Linked DNA regions of Homo sapiens: region 1 is linked to region 2. A link is a loop called in an ENCODE intact Hi-C map of the cell type or tissue named here. Cell type or tissue: PC-9. All regions are shown on one strand. Each heading gives the region's core, and the rest is flanking DNA. Links, peaks and the distances in the headings are about the cores only.

Region 1 (8,000 bases), core at 1-8,000, 600 kb after region 2:
AACATTTTGACTCCCACACGTTTCTTTTTTTTCCTCCCGCACATTTCTTTTTTTTCCTCCCGCACATTTCTTTGTCACTAAAAACATTCTCAAGTAACTAGCATTACATCAGATTGCATTTAAAATCTAAGAGCTGATACTCATTTTCCTTTAACAGCTCTATCACACTTAAAGACTAACTGAAATTCTTCTTATTGTAAAAAAAATCTAAAGCTAAAAGTGAAAATTATTTTGATTATGCAGTTATGGACAATCTACTACACTTTCATAACAATAATTTTTAAAAGATTACTTAAATCCTGTCAAGTGGTTATCCTACAAGCTATATACTCTTCACAACTATATAGTACATTAAAGTACCATAGTTGAGACACCTATGTTTAGTACTAGAGCAACGTCACTGTGGCACTATTAACATGTTTAACATGTTTTCAGTTATTTATTGATTCAACAAATATTTATTGTGTTGGGGACTAAGCCCTCTTTCAGATCTAGCAGTCTTTCATGCTATCACATACAGGCACAAAGTTAGGTTCTAAGGATGCAATGATAAGGCAAAACTTGACATGATTCTAGCTTTCATGGTTTTCAAACTGTCCAGTGAAAATAGAGATCAATCAAATAATCACATGAATGAATGTGTAATTAAAATCTAACATGAGTAGTCTGAAATAAAGAAACCATTTGATGAGCATTTATAACAATCATTATTGTAGGAATGAATGCTAAATAAACTTGACCTAGCGTGAAAGCGGGGGGAGCAGTGTCAGAGAAGGCTTTCAAAGGAAGTGATGCTTGAACTGAAATCTAAGGCATAAAAGTAGGGGTGAGGAACAAAATAAACTTTCCCCCTTTAAAAAGATCACTCTAACTGCAATGTTGAGAATAGACAAGAGAAAATAGTCAGGAAACTATCACAGTAGAAAGAGCTAGAGATAATAAAAGTTTTTAGTGGATGGAAATGCAGAGATACAAACGGATCCAATAGCTATTTAGGAAGTTAAATCAGGAGGAGAGTGATGGATTCAATATGAAGGAATGAGGAAGAAGGTGTCATGGAGGGTTCCTAGATTTTTTTGGTTCTTGCAGTTAAATATGCATTAGTTTTCTATGGCTGCTGTAACAAATTACCCAAAATTCGTGGCTTAAAACGTCACAAATCTATTTTCTTATGGATCTATAGGTCAGAGGTCTCACTGGGCTAAAATCAAGATGTTGACAGGGCTGCATTCATTTTCTTTATTTTTTTTGAGACAGGGTCTCACTCTGTTGTGCAGGCTAGAGTGCGGTGGTATGATCAGGGCTCACAGCAGCCTCAACCTCCCATACTCAAGCGATCCTCCCACCTCAGCCCCATGCCCAGCTAATTTTTTTTATTAACTTTTTTTTTTTTTCAAAGACAGGGTCTCTAAATGGATTCTAGGAAAGAATCCATTTTCTTGCTCTGTCCTAAATCTAGTTAATGACGAATGTTTCCTATATCTTGCAAGATTAAAAAATTACTCAATCATTAGCCACCTTTCAGAGTTTACCAAAAATACGTAACAAAGAAAAGGAATCAAGCCCTAATGTCTGCTCAGGTGATCTGTGTTCACATTCTCTTTCACCTAGACCTAAGGACTTACTTCTTTAAAACTACTGCCACTTTTTCTACCCATTGAGGTTTGTAAGATGATGATGTATCTTCTGCTTGAATCAACCTTTCTTCCCCACTTATTTTTCTTTTCTTCTCACATATAAACTCACAGGCCCTTTTCATTTAAAGCATTTTCTGCTTAATAACCAATGTAGACGATTAGATTAATCCCAATAAAGATCAAGAAGAGGTCTTTTGCCCCTTGTCTCAAGCGCCCAGTGGTTTCCTATCAGATCTATCATCAGAATGTTGTAATTCCCCCTACTGAAGGGCGGTATGGGAAAACAGAATGAATAAGGAACGTGGGACATGGAATCAACGTGGGTTCTCACCTCAGCACTACCACTTACTACTGAATATTAGGAAAACTACCTCACCATGCCTCAGGACCAAAGGGGATAACAGTAACACTTCAAAGGGTGGTTACAGGAAATACAGAAAAATATAAGTAAAAGACCTAGAACACTGCCTGCCACATGGTAGTTGCTTAATAAATACACACTATTATTGTTATTATTATCTAGCATTCTTTCTCCCTAGTCATCAGGTTAACATCACTAGATTCCTGTCATCCCACATTGACAATTCTCTGTCAGTGAAGTTTTTCATTAGATAGGCCACAACTAATTGGCATGCAGCTTTCTAATTACATTCACATTTCAGAACTCCCAGGCCAGTCTGAGTGCATGTGTGGATCCTATACTCTCTCCTAACTACACAAACAGTCTCAGATTACTTTACATAATATTCTTCCCAGTTACAATTTCAATCTGGAGCCTACAGGTCAAGCCTAGCATCAGAAATCTAATTCATTCTCTTTGCCATAGCAATTAAAATGCAACAAAAAGAGATTTAGCCTTCAGAAACCTACTCCAAATTGTGTCTTTGCATACAAACTCTCATCTTTAAAAAGGTACAAATAGAAGAATTTTCAGATGCTATTTATGCATCACTGCACTGGGACAAACTCTTAATTGAGAGGTGGCATACTTTAGTATAAACGTGAAGAATAAACTTGCTTTCCTTCTGGACCATATATGGTTTAGGTGAAGACTTGTACTTGGGTCTGAGGTCAAACAAGACACTTCCCAGGAGCCTTGCCATTCTACTCCTATGCAGCATGCTGAAATCACAGCTGAGAGCACCTGGACTGGCCCAAAATCAATAGTTCCTACTACCTGATCTGCAGATCTTATAGTTACTACTATAAGCATTTTCAGATATCTGTAAAATTGAAAAAAATAAAAGAATTCATGTTCCTTACTCAGTATTTCACCAGGTCTCTCTAAAATCAGGCTGAACCAATCCAATGCCATCACATCATCATAGGACCTTGATATTTACCAATAATGAAAGACTCTGTGCTGCTTTTGGTACCTTGTCCAAACCCCAGGTTGACAATCTGCCTCTGCATACTAAAATTCTCATGATTGAAAGCCTACCAAATGTTCTACACTACATTGGACAGTATGAAGAACATGGGACTGCAGTGACTGTCAAGGGCGTATGAAATTTAGCAGTCCTGATTACTATGACGGCATGAAAGACTGCTAGATCTGAAAGAGGGCTTAGTCCCCAACACAACGGAATTGTTCTCTACACCAGACATAATAAGTAAAATCTATTTATTTACATTAATAAATTACAACACATAAAGATTTTTTTTAAATCATGGTTCTTTCAGTTATCATTTTAAGATAATTAAGGCCCTTGGTATTAATCTCCATATTAAGTAATTCTTATACATACAAACAGTACAGAAATGATTTACTACAGAAAGTAAAATACAGCCGGGCATGGTGGCTCACACTTGTAATTCCAATGCTTTGGGAAGCCAAGGTGAGAGAACTGCTTGAGAACAGGAGTTCAGGAGTTCAAGACCAGCCTGGGCAACAAAGCGAGACCCTGTTTCTACAGGAAAAAAAAAAAGAAAAAAAATTAGCCAGGCGTGGTAGCATGTGCCTATAGTCTCAGCTACTTGGGATGCTGAGCTCAGGAGTTGGAGGCTGCACGGAGCTACAATCACAACACTGCTCTCCAGCCTGGGCAACAGAGCGAGACCCTGCCTCTTAAAAAAAAATTAAATTAAAGAGAGAGAGAAAAATACAATAGATCTGAATAAATAAGAATTTTAAAATTTCACTGGAGTCCGGGAGTCTCTAGAACATGATGTGGACTCCCTCTGCTGGTTCCTAGTAGCAGCAGTTCCATGACATCAACAAAAATCCCTGACAAAGGAGCAACGGAAGCCAAAGGGCTAATCTAAATTCATTTCTATTTAGATTAGGGGATGTTTCATAGTGGATCTGACTATGGGTCAGTCAAAGGCAATACTAAAAATGATTGCGTTTTTACTACAACTACGAAAAAAGTAACCAGCATATTGTAAATCTCTGTGCGAATAGTGGGATAATTTAAAATTTATTTTCATTTGCAGTGCATTGTGTGGTTTTTAGCAGCATGTTATCTTTCCAAAATAGTCTTCTCTTAGTTTTCATCTGAGCTCAAATTAAGTTATTTTTAATATGGGCCCTTATAATTTAATGGAAAAATAAAGAGGTCAACAACCACAAGGGAATGTGGACCTATGATTAGTCCACAGAGCACACAAATCGCACATGGCTATGTGAGAGGAGAACAGAATGGTATTAGCTGGTTACTGCTGGGAAAGCTGTCACCACAACTTGCTTTTTACAATACTATAATTCTACGAAACTCATGTAACCTTTAGTTTGTCCTAAATATAACTAATAAACTAAAACAGAATCAGCAAGCTTTCAATTTCCAGTACTGGCAGAGTAGTCTGGTTGGTCTAATCCTGCCACAAATATAATACTAAAATATTAAAAATTCACTACTTAAAGGCACTGGAGTCTGACCAGTATCAGGCAGAAACTGCAACTGGTGAGATTTGGGAACTTGTGGCCTTTTGCCTGAAGCATTCCCCAATCCACTAACAGCTTGGTTAGCCTCACCTTACTAGCTTGAGGTGTCAGAGGAGAACTCAAGTTTAGGGCTGACAGAGTAGCAAAAAAATTAGGGGCAAGGCTTGAGGGAGAGGCAGAAGGAATAAAGCCCAATTCATGCATATAAAATCCACTCAAAGTTTCACTCACTGCTGAACTACACATATCCAGGGGAGATCCCAGGCAGCCCATCAATAAAGCAGCAGGTGGAAGCTGAAAAACACTGCAAGATTTCTGCCCAACACAGGAGAGACAAGAGTTTGGAGTTGAGTATGAGTTGAGTCAAGCTGTCTGCTAGAACAAAAATCACAATTTCAGAAGAATATAACAGAATCCAGAGTTTCCACAATGTCCAGTACCCAATAACAAATCACAACTTATAAGAAGAAAAAGGAAAACGTGATGCATATGCACCAAAATGCTGTCAACAAAAACCAACTCCAAGATAACCCCAATGATATAATTAGCAGTCAAGGATTTAAAATCAGCCATTATAAATATGTTCAAAGACTTAAGGGAAAAAGACATAATAAATAAAAGGGGTATTTTAGCAAAGAAGTATAACTATGGAAAAGGACCAAGTGGAAATTCTAGAGCTAAAAAGTAAATTGAAACAAAATGTTCACTGGATTGAATGAACAGCAGATTGGAGATGGCAGAAGTTATTAAAGTTAGAGCATTAGAAATTATCCAATCAGAAAAACACAGAAAAAAATATTGAGGAAAAATAAGCAGAGCCTTGGAGTATTTGAATAATGGATGGAAACATCCCAAATTTAGTGAAAGACATCAACCTACAGATCCAAAAAGCTCAACAAACCCCAAACAAGAAAACCACCTCTAGGCATACCATAGTCAGACCACTGAAATACAAAGAGATAATCCTAAAAGCAGCCAGAGAAAAATAACACATTACATACAGGATAAGAACACCACCATTAAGAACACGAAAAGGCAAGCGAGACTGGGAGGAAATACGTGCAAAACATATCTGACAAAGGACTTGTATCCAGACCGAAGAATGAAAACAAAACAACTTGCTAATAAAAGAAATAACCCAATTTTTAAAAAATGAGTAAAAGATTTGAACAAATACTTCATAAAGGAAGATTTACAATGGCCAATAAGTACAACGAAAGTGCTCAGCATTTGTCATCAAGGAAATGCATTTTAATACTACAATGAGATACTACTTCATACATTCTAGAATGGCTAAAATTAACGACTGACAACACTAAATGTGAATCAACCAGAATATTCACATATTGCTGGAGAGAATATAAAACAGTACAAAGAGAGCTCTCTTCAGAAGCGCATATACTAAAATAATAAAATGGTACAAGTGGCCCAGCATGGTGGCTCATGCCTGTAATCCCAACATTTTGGGAGGCCGAGGTGGGAGGATTTCTTGAGGCCAGGAGTTCAAGACCAGCCCAGCCAACAAAGCAAGACCCTCTCTCTACAAAAAATAAAAACATTAGCCAGGCATGGTGATGCATGCATGCAGTCCCACCACTTTGGAAGGTAGAGGTGGGAGGATCACTTGAGCCCAGGAGTTTGAGGCTGCAGTGAGCTTCATCCACCTCAGAGCCCAGCCTGAGCAACAGAACAAGACCCTGTCTCTTAAAAAAAAGGTATCTGAGGCCGGGCACAGTGGCTCATGCCTGTAATTCCAGCACTTTGGGAGGCCGAGGCAGGCGGATCACCTGAGGTCAGGAGTTCGAGACCAGACTGGCTAACATGGTGAAACCCCGTTTCTACAAAAAAATTAGCCAGGCGCAGTGGCACGCGCCTGTAATCCCAGCTACTCAGGAGGCTGAGGCAGGAGAATCGCTTGAACCCAGGAGGTGGAGGTTGCAGTGAGCTGAGATCACGCTATTGCACTCCAGCTTGGGCAACAAGAGCAAAACTCCATCTCAAAAAAAAAAAAAAAAGTACCTGCAAAAGAGACTTATAAATGCTCATAGCAGCTTTATTCACAACAGCCAAAACTGAGACAACCCCAAAGTTTACAAACAGAAGAATGAATAAACAAAATGTGATAAAGTCATACCATGGAATACTACCCCACAATAACAAGGAATGAACTACTGATCCATGCACAATATGGATGAATCTCACAGACAGTATGGTCAATGAAAGAAGCTGGACCAAATGAGTATACACTTTAAGAGTCCATAAGTTTAAGACAAAACCAAGATTAAAAAAATCAGAACAGAGATGAGTAATTTAAAAATATGAAGATGGGTCAAACATACATAGAGTCAAACAGGAATTCAGACTTGATACAGAACGGAAATAGAGGCGTCCTTCAAGTAGTTAAGTGGTTAACTACTTGCCAAGTGAGATTCAATACTTTATAGAGAGTAAATTTTACTTTTATACAAATTTTAAAATAAAAACTCCTTGATAGCAGCAAATGTGTCTGACTTGATTTGTTTTGGAGCTATCTTAACACAGGTGAAATGTGTACAAAAGTTTTTACAGCAATGAAGATAAAGGCACAGATAATGTGTGATGACAATAAAACTTCTTTAAAAGTGGTTCTGATTTCAAGTAAAAGAGCAAGCGAACATAGATGTCAGAAGAGGCCATAAGGTGAATAATGTGAATACAATTTCAATGTAAATAATCTTAAAATAGATTAAAATATAAGATTAATAATATAAAGGATGTTGTATATCTGATCCAATGTCAGATCTACCATCATATGTTGCTTAACAACAGGGATACATTCTGAGAAATTCATTGTTAGGTGATTTTGTGTTATGCAAACATCAGAGTGTACTTACACAAACACAGATGGTATAGCCTACTACACAACCTAGGCTGTACGGTACAGTCTGTTGCTCCAAGGCTACAAACGTGTACAGCATGTTACTGTACTGAATAGTGTAGGCAACTGTAATACAATGCTAAATATTTGTGTATCTCAACATAGAAAAGGTACAGTAAAAATATGGTTTAGGGAACACTTATTCTATTTTATGAAATGAAGTGTTGCCTGATTCTAGAATCACAAATAAAGCCAATTGAGATCTTAAAATACACACATACATACATACATACACACACACACACACACACACACACACACACACACACACACACACGGTTTAAAAGACAAAAAATGGTATACCTGTATAGGGCATTTACCATGCATGGATGCATGGAGCTTTCAGGACTGAAGCTGCTCTGGGTGAGTCAGTGAGTGAGTTGTGAGTGAATGTGAAAGTCTAGGACATTACTATATAGTACTGTATACTTATAAACACTGTACACTTAGGCTGCACTAAATTTATTCAATTTTTCTTTCTTCAATAATACATTAACCTTAGCTTACTGTAACTTTACTTTATAAACTTTTAAATTTTTTTAACTTTTTGACTTTTGTAATA
Region 2 (9,182 bases), core at 729-8,728:
ATAATTCAAACATGATATAAAGTATTCCAGAGGGAAAAACAATGGAAAACTTCCCAATTCATTTTAAGGAAAATAGCATAACTCCAATAATGAAATCAGACAACAGAATGTCCAGGATCTAGAGGAAAAAAATGACAAGTCTTTATAACAGTGCATAAATAAACAGAAGACCTGAGTAGACACTGAGTAAATGTGGAAACATACCTTGCTCCCAGTTAGGATGGCTCAACATAAATCCTAATTCTCTCTAGATTAACTTGCAAATATAATCCAATTCCCTTTAGTCCAGAGACATTAAATAACTCAGCCATGATCAGCCAACTCTTCAATACAGAGTTAAGATGCAAAACCGGATCTGCCTGACTCCAAAGACCATGTTTTTCCCAAGGGAAAGGAACTTGAACAGGTAATTGGATATTAGTAAAAACAGCTGACGCCAAACAGCAACCTGTCATCCTCACTGAACAGTGGCAGGTGAGTGATGATCTTTTAAAGACATTTCCCTATAGTAGTTTACTAATAATTTTGTAAGACTTCTCTGATTAGTTACCATATTAATTTTATAATATCTTTGCCTGCATATTATTTACTTGCAAAGAATTAATTTTGTTTTATTTATATACAAATGTCAAGAGACCTAATTTGTATAATCTCATAGTTGGTTTTATATTGTTAAGATTGGCAGACTTTTTCAACTATTTCTGCTGAACTATTCCCAGCTACTCGGGTTAAGGTACAGTTTCAGTGGGATAGCAAACAGCTAATTAAGAACTTTCTCAACTCCCCCAAAATAATAAATGACATCGGCCAGCTGTGGTGGTTCACGCCTATAATCCCAGCACTTTGGGAGGCTGAGATGGGCAGATCACTTGAGGTCAGGAGTTTAAGACCAGCCTGGCCAATAAGGTGAAACTCAGTCTCTACTAAAAATACAAAAAATAGCCAGGCACGGTCGTGGATGCCTGTAATCCCAGCTACTCAGAAGGCTGAGGCAGGAGAATTGCTTGAACCTAGGAAGCAAAGATTGCAGTGAGCTGAGATCGCACCACTGCACTCCAGCCTGGGCGACAGGGCAAGACTCCATCTCAAAAAATAAATAAATGACATCAATTACTTGTCAAGGTTTGTCTACCGGGTTTTTTGTTTGTTTTCTGAGACAGGGTCTTGCCCCGTCACCCAGGTTGGAGTGCAGTGGCATGATCATAGCTCACTGCAGCCTTGAACAAGTGATCCTCTCGCCTCAGCCACCCGAGTAACTGGGACTATAGGCATGCACCATCACACCAAGCTAAATTTTCTTTCTTTTTTTTTTTTGTAGAGATGGGGCCTCACTGTGTTGCTCAGGTTGACCTCAAACTCCTGGCCTCAAGCAATCCTCCTCAGCCTCCCAAAGTGCAGGGATTACAGACATGAGTCACCGTGCCCCACCTGTCTACAAGGTATTTAATTAGTCCTCATACCCATAACCAGAGCTTTTTTTTTTTAACTTACTGTAATTGTCACAATGTTGTTAAAAACCCACATGACAATTATGTAAAATGAGGTTTATTTCTACTTCTTAAAGCTCCTTCATTCCACTCCTTTTTTCAGCTAACACCTACCCTCCTGCACCCTAGGGGTGCCCCTGCTTCCACTTCCCCACTCTCAACTTGATCTCTTTAAAGCTGCTGGGTCAGCCTCCCTGGCACCTCCTCTTTCACACGCAAGAGCAAGAAATGGCTTTTTGGTTTTTTTGGGTTTTTTTTGAGACAGAGTCTTGCCCTGTTGCCCAGGCAGGAGTGCAGTGGTGCAATCTCGGTTCACTCACTGCAACTTCTGCCCCCTGGGTTCAAGTGATTCTTGTGCCTCAGCCTCCCGAGTTGCTGGGACTACAGGTGTGTGCCACCACACCCAGCTAAGTTTTTCTATTTTCAGTAGAGATAAGGTTTTGCCATGTTGGCCAGGCTGGTCTGGAACTCCTGACCTCAAGTGATCTGCCCACTTCAGCCTCCCAAAGTGCTGGGATTATAGGCGTGAGCCACCACACCTGGCCAGAAATGACTTTTGAGTTTACTACCAAAGATAAGCCACATGGCTACCCTCTGTTGCCTTGGATATTTGAGAGTGGACTGATCATCATTTAAAAGGCATTCCTTTTAAATGCCTTTTTATTACTTTCCACCTCTCCCGGAGGGCTCAGCTGAGAAAAAATACCCCAGAGCCCATTCAGCCTGGTACCAAGAGGATACGGATCTCTTGACCTGCTCTAGTTCTGTGGCTGGAGCAACTACATCTGAGTATAAATCTCAGACAGCAAATAGGAGCTCTCCAGCCCAGCTGATTCTGCAGCATACTTCCCCACATTCTGTGCTTAGCATTTTCTAGGAGGAAATGAGACTTCACCTCCACCTACCAGCTGTCTGGAAACCGATGACGGCTGGCATCGAGCGCCTGGGAGGTGCTGTGGAGATGTTCACGGTGTAGTTGGTGCCTGGGTACAGGGCTAGGCACACTTCTGGGGTCCTGCTGTCTGTGGTCAAGTTGACTGTCTCCTCACGAACTGATTCCATAGGGTCCAACCGTTGTCCTTTTATGGATATCTTTGAGAGGAAAAGACAAGAGAACCCACTCTGACTCCAGTCAAAACAATCCAGGATTTGTGGTGCTGGAGCCCATTCTCCTACTATTCTATTTTATACTGTGCTGCTCAGCCAGGGAGCATTCGTAAGGTAAACCTGGTCTGCTGATAAAGTCTGATCAGCCCAGTGAATATTAAACCCCTAGAGGAGACATAAATGAGAAATCTCCCTAGGAAGTGCTCTCCTGCACACAAATGATCAAATGGAGACAATTGCAACCTGAGGACCATTGGCTGCACTCTGTCACCAAGTCAGCAGACGCTCCCGGGCTTGCTCTGGGGGAGTGAAATACAAGTGCTTGGAAACAAGCAATCGTGAGGATGCCAAATATAAATGCATCCCCCACACATGCACCCTGCTGAATGACAAATATGTTAAACACAAAATGCAAAATAACGAAATCATCCAGATATCTTCAAAAATTCCATCCACTCTTTTTAAATGACAATGGGATCAGAAAGCAATTAGATTGAGGCCAGGCGCGGTGGCTCATGCCTATAATCCCAGCACTCTGGGAGGCCGAGGTAGGTGGATTATCTGAGGTCAGAAGTTCAAGACCAGCCTGGCCAACGTGGTGAAACCCCATCTCTACTGAAAATACAAAAAATTAGCCAAGCATGGTAGTGCACACCTCTAATCCCAGCTACTCAGGAGGCTGAGGCAGGAGAATCGCTTGAACCCGGGAGGCTGAGGTTGCAGTGAGCCAAGATCCCACCACTGCACTCCAGCCTGGGCAACAGAGTGAGACTGTCTCACAAAAAAAATAAAAGAAAAAAAGAAAAAAAAACAGCAATTAGATTGAGAAGCTCTCACGGAAGCAAGTCCCTCTGACTCATATTCCCATGGGTGACGTGTCTGTCCTAGCAGGAAAAAGTAGATCACTTTACTTACCACATATGAGATCTTGGGGTTTATTCTTCTTGAGTTTATTTGCCATCTCACACAGGTATCATTAAACAGTGATACATCATTAATCTTTGTCAGAATTTCTAAAAGAGAAAAAGGCAGTCAACTCACAAAATGCATCAATGGGCTTTAGCAAAATTCTAAAGGAGATCAGTCTCTCTGCATAGCTGGTATCTCTGCTGGTCACCATTCATCCTCAGAGGCAGACACTGAGTCAGGCAATGCAAGCTCTCCCAAGCCAATCACCCAACTTCTCTTCATCATGAATGAGCGTGGCCCATTACCTGACTTAGAGGGAAAGGAAAGATTCCAGCTTGGATATAGGTCAGAATTCTAACCTGTGATTCACCTGACAGGCCACTGGATGCCACTGGCATTCCACTCTGGTAGAATGGAATGAGGCCCAGAGCTGGGTCCTCAGTGAGACCTTCCCTGCAACTGCACAGGTAAGACCTACTTCCACCTTTCTCTTCCCAGCAGAATGATGGGAAACTCCTTCAAGTCACTGCTATCCCCAGGGGGAAAATGACATGTCTCACCACACAGGACCATGCCTCAGAAACAGGTTGGGGCAAACTAAAGAAATTCTCCACAAGGTTCCTAGGTACTTCTGGGACTCCTGTAACTGAAGCTATTTAATCCTGGTCTATCAGGATGCCACTGATTCCTCTGGGTTGTTCTGCTTCTTTTAAATATTCTGCATATATTCCAGCTAATGAATTCAGCAATGTGGGAAACCATATGAAGGCCTTGGTTCCCTGAGGTAACATAGTTTTCAGCATTCCCAGTCAACCCGCAAGTGGTTGTGCAGACAGGAAGAACGAAAGGGGATCTAGCTTTTTATTTCTTTGAAATCAAATTCCCAGCCGAGTGCAGTGGCTCACACCTGTAATCTCAGCACTTTGGGAGGCCAAGGTTGGCGGATTACCTGAGCTCAGAAGTTTGAGACCAGCCTGGCCAACATAGTGAAACCCCATCTCTACTAAAAATACAAAACTTAGCGGTGCACGGTGGCACATGCCTGTAATCTCAACTACCTGGGAGGCTGAGGCAGGAGAATCACTTGAACCTGGGAGGCAGAGGTTGCAGTGAGCTGAGATTGCACCACTGCACTCCAGCCTGGGTGACGGAGCAAAACTCCATCTCAAAAGTAATAAAATAAAATAAAATAAACTTCCTACAGACAAGTAAAACTATCTCTACTTGCAAATGATACAATCTTATATACTTCTATATATAAAACTCTAAGGAATCCACACCAAAACAAGTATTACAGCTGAGAAAGGAGGTCAGTGAGGTTGCGGGATACAAGGTCAATGTACAAAAATCTATTGTATTTCTATATACTAGCAATGAGCAGTCCAAAGATGAAATTAAGAAAACAATTTCATTTACAATACTATCAAAAACAAACAGGCCTGGTGCAATAGCTCACGCCTGTAATCACAGCACTTTGGGAGGCCAAGGCAGGTTGGTCACCTGAAGTCAGGAGTTCAAGACCAGCCTGGCTAACATGGCAAAACCCCGTCTCTACTAAAAATACAAAAATTAGCTGGGCATGGTGGTGCATGCCTGTAGTCCCAGCTACTTGGGAGGCTGAGGCAGGAGAATCACTTGAACCTGGGAGGCAGAGGTGGCAGTGAGCCAAGATCCTGCCACTGCACTCCAGCCTGGGTGACAGAGTGAGACTCCATCTCAAAAACAAAAACAAAAACAAACAAACAAAATTCCTGCAGACAGAAGCTATCATATAATTATTCCCAGAGAAAGTTGTCCTCATGTCACCAAAAAGGGATATTCCACAGCCCCAGCTCAAGCTTTCCCATTGAAGCAGACACCTCTTAAGAACTCCTCAGCCTCTCTCAGCTTCCCCTGCTCCTTGTCCCATCCCTGGATGGGTTTTGACAACATGACCAGGTCTTGCCTCCTATTCTGGGACTTCCCTGCTGCAGCACCCACACCCCAGCACATGCCATCTGGAAGTGCAGGGGAGTTAAAATCCTGTGGGGACAGGAGCTGGTAGAGAAATCCTTCCTCCTTTCTTTCCTCTGAAGGGCTGTCCAACAAAGACTTAGTTTCTTCAGCGTCTAAGGACACTGTCACACAGATGTGGTAATGCCCACCCTCTGTGGAGACCAGTACAATCAGGCATCATACGCTGACTCTCCTTCTTTCCCTGTTTTACTGCCCTTGTTTCCCACTCCTGGTGCCTGGGATTTGATTCTCTACTGCATAATAAATATAAACCCAGTGAAAGGCTCCCATCTAAGAAGAGTGAGAAAGCTATTTCTCCATGTCAGAAAATGACTCTCCACAACTCAGCTCCCGTTTCTCCCTTCTAGTAAATCTCTTCGCAGTCTCCAAGTGCAAAAGGAAGCCTGCACCTTAGGTACCTGTAGGGCCAATCCTATTCTCCTGTACTCAGAACCAATGCTAGCTTTGGATTGACCCAGATCTACTGACCTCTCTGCCCAAAGAAGAGTTTATATCTTTACTAAATCATCCCTTCAGCAGCAATGCCTAGATTCTGTGTCCCACATGACCTGGTCTTGGGTAAGCCCAAGTTATCTATTAGCAAGTGAAAATCAATGGAGGCAGAGAGGGAAAAATAGGCAAACTCCTGCCGAGATACCAGAAAGGCCACCTATGGCTGTCTGCAGCATTCCTGGATCTCTATATCAGTATTTCTCCCTAGAACACACACAATTTGAAATCAAAGAAATACTCCAATTGTGGGCCAAGTGGGTGCGGTGGCTCACGCCTGTAATCCTAGCACTTTGCGGGGCTGAGATGGGCATATCACTTGAGGTCAGGAGTTTGAGACCAGCCTGGGCAACATGGTGAAACCGCATCTCTACTAAAAATACAAAAAAATTAGCCAAGCGTGGTGGTACATACCTATAATTCCAGCTACTTGGGAGACTGAGGCACGAGAACTGCTTGAACCTGGGAGGCAGAGGTTGCAGTGAGCCAAGATTGTGCCACTGCACTGCAGCCTGGGCGGCAGAATGAGACTCCATTGCAAAAAAAAAAAAAAAGAAAAAAAAAAGAAAAGAAATACTCCAATTATGAGCATGGGTACCCTAAGAGACACAATGACCTTCAGTTCGCCCCCTTGGGTAGCATAAAGATGATGTTGGTACCAGTCTTTTATCAGCCTGAACAAGCCCCAGATATTTCTGGCCTCTACCCTCTTTGCTGCCCTTCAAAGCCCCAGAGCTCTTGGCATCTCTGCTCACTTACACATCCCTTTGATGCTAACTCACCACCTGGTCCAGAAAGAAAAGGCACCAGCCCAGCCCTCATCTTCTCTCTGAGTTGCCAGCAAAGCGAATTTCCTTTTTACTCTCAGTTCCTTTGTCATCGAAGCAGAGATTAGAAAGGAGTTTTCTTTCTTGTCCTTCCTTCTTGCTCATTCACTATGACAACTGTAAATGGCATCTCAAAGATGCCATCTGCCTCCAGCCTGTGCCATGCTCTCTGCACAGATGGGACCCAGATCCAATTATAGGGGTGTCAGATATTTCATCCCAGGGAGCAGTTTAACAAAGTTTGGTTGCTTTTCCCTCCAGGTGCCTACAAATTAGTTGGAAAGACTCCTTTATAAAAGAATCAGATATTCAACATCTACATTAATGCTGCCCTTTTAATGGAGACTATATGCCCTCATTCCAATAGTGCTGATAACTGAAAACATTTCTGGAAGTCCTCTTTGGAGCTGTCCCAGGGCTCTTTCATTCCCTGCTCACTACTAACTGAATGGCTATCAAATGCCAAGCATCCTGCCATGCCAGGCACTGGGCTGTGACGATGTTATCTGCTGACTATGTAGGGAAAAAGTACTCTTGAAAGTCATAGATCTGTGAATGTTAGTTGAAGGTATGGGTGCAGGTGAGATATGCAGGTAGGACAGAGACAGTGAATGGCCCAATGGCAGAACACTGGGAAACACTGAAACCCAGGGGGGAACCAGAGGAAAAAGGCAATGCAGAAGAGAGGCAGGAGGCTGGTAGAGTGACTGATGTCTAGGAAGGAAAGGAAGGACTTGAAAGAGTGTCTCTCAGCCTTCCAAGGCCAGGCACAGTGGCTGACACCTGTAATCTCAGCACTTTGAGAGGCCGAGGCAGACGGATTACTTGAGGCCAGGAGTTCAAGACCAGCCTGGCCAACATGGCAAAAACATGTCTCTACTAAAAATAGAGAAATTAGCCAGGTGTGGTGGTGCACACCTGTAATCCCAGCTACTCAAGAGGCCGAGGCACGAGAATCACTTGAACTTGGGAGGCGGAGGTTGCAGTGAGCTGAGATCGTGCCACTGCACTCCAGCCTGGGTGATACAACAAGACTCTGTCCCTAAAAAATAAAAATAAATTCTTTTAAGAAAATTATCAGCCTTCTTTCCCACCAGTCTCCCACAGCCTCCTCATCCCCTAGCCAAGAAGGGCCTGGAGCAGGTCAAGGCAGAGGGTGCAAACTCCATCTCCCTCTCTCCTCTCACATGGCTTTTCTCCCCTCATGGAGTGCCCACGGCATCAGGATTAGATCTGTGGTTTGACTTTGGGTAGAGGTGGGAAGAGCAGGCCCTCAGCCTGCCCAGTTGTAGAACACAGAGGCCTCTCTGGCTTAAAAGAAGGAGGCCCCCACAGTGTCCAGCTGAAGTCTCACTGGATTTGGGGAGAGAAAGTCTCAGTGAGTGATAAAGTAAGAGCCTTTGTTTTGCTTTACTCTATGTGTGTGTGTGTACACACAGGTACATATATATGTTATGTATATATAGATATAGATGTACATAATGTTATGTATTTTGGTATTTTGTTAGCATCTAGTATTTCTGTATGTGGTACTTAACACACTTGTAACTAAATACGTAAGTCATTATATAATGACCACCTCTCCTGAATGTAACTTTACGATGGCAAAGACCATGTTTCTCTCTCTATCCTCAGGCCCTAGCACAGTGCCTTAAATATAGATACTAAAAACTATGTATTATTTGGTTGAACTGGTTGAATGGATGGATAAAGGATCAACAATGCTAAATGTTGTGGAAAGGTTGAGAAGAATGACAGCTGAAACTGGAACATGAAATTGGCAGTTAGGTAGTCATCAGTCACCTTGGTGAGATGCTACAGTGAAGTGGGGGTGTTCGATGCCTGGTTTCCCCCCAGTAGGCTGAGAAGAGCATAGGAGGGGAGGGAATAAGACAGTGAGCCCAGACTACTCTTTCAGAAGTCCCACTGTGCAAGGACAGGGGCTGGTCTAGTGTACTCCCTTGGTTTCCAATTTTATATCCTTTTTCTTTATTTTTGGAAACAGCAAAAGGTCATAGAGAATAAATCCAGGTGACCCAAACAGATGGTCAAGCAAGCTCAGCATCATTTCTAGTCAAAACAGCATCTGATTTCAAAAGGAATGTAACTGATCTTCTAATACGGCTCATAAACTACCTCCAAAGGACATTATCAAATAGGATTCCAAGGCAAACACATGATGATAATGGCAGCACCACAGAAATCAGGGTATGGCTTCCCACAGTGCCTACTTGAATAAATGTATGTTTGGCTATAAAAGTTTTCATGTGTTTCCTTTCTTTCTTTGAAGTCTTAGATTCACATAAAATAAGTAGGAGTAGCATGGCTTAGAGTACGTTAGTGTAAA

What was found. A loop is a pair of places that touch in the nucleus more often than their neighbours do. Peaks named below come from ENCODE experiments on the same cell type or tissue, not always from the same donor. Only the 100,000 strongest peaks of a DNase experiment are listed, where the experiment ranks them.
Region 1: it touches region 2 in a loop (5-fold over the local background); 3 of 110 quality-filtered maps call a loop at or near these places.

What each region holds. Positions count from the first base shown.
Region 1 is chr9:112,707,465-112,715,464 of GRCh38, forward strand. The region is part of intron 2 of INIP (INTS3 and NABP interacting protein); the gene reads right to left. Among named protein-coding and RNA genes, the nearest start is that of INIP, 6.7 kb to the right of the region's middle. In PC-9, for the core only: CTCF peaks have their summits at 3,826 (motif pointing left) and 4,026; no DNase peak of the experiment used is centred there.
Region 2 is chr9:112,109,262-112,118,443 of GRCh38, forward strand. SUSD1 (sushi domain containing 1) reads right to left here. Exons shown (of 17, transcript NM_022486.5): 7 at 3,510-3,607; 8 at 2,393-2,579. Among named protein-coding and RNA genes, the nearest start is that of SUSD1, 61 kb to the right of the region's middle. In PC-9, for the core only: CTCF peaks have their summits at 3,877 and 4,076; DNase peaks (open chromatin) are centred at 1,420, 3,480 and 3,880; H3K27ac peaks cover 5,297 bases.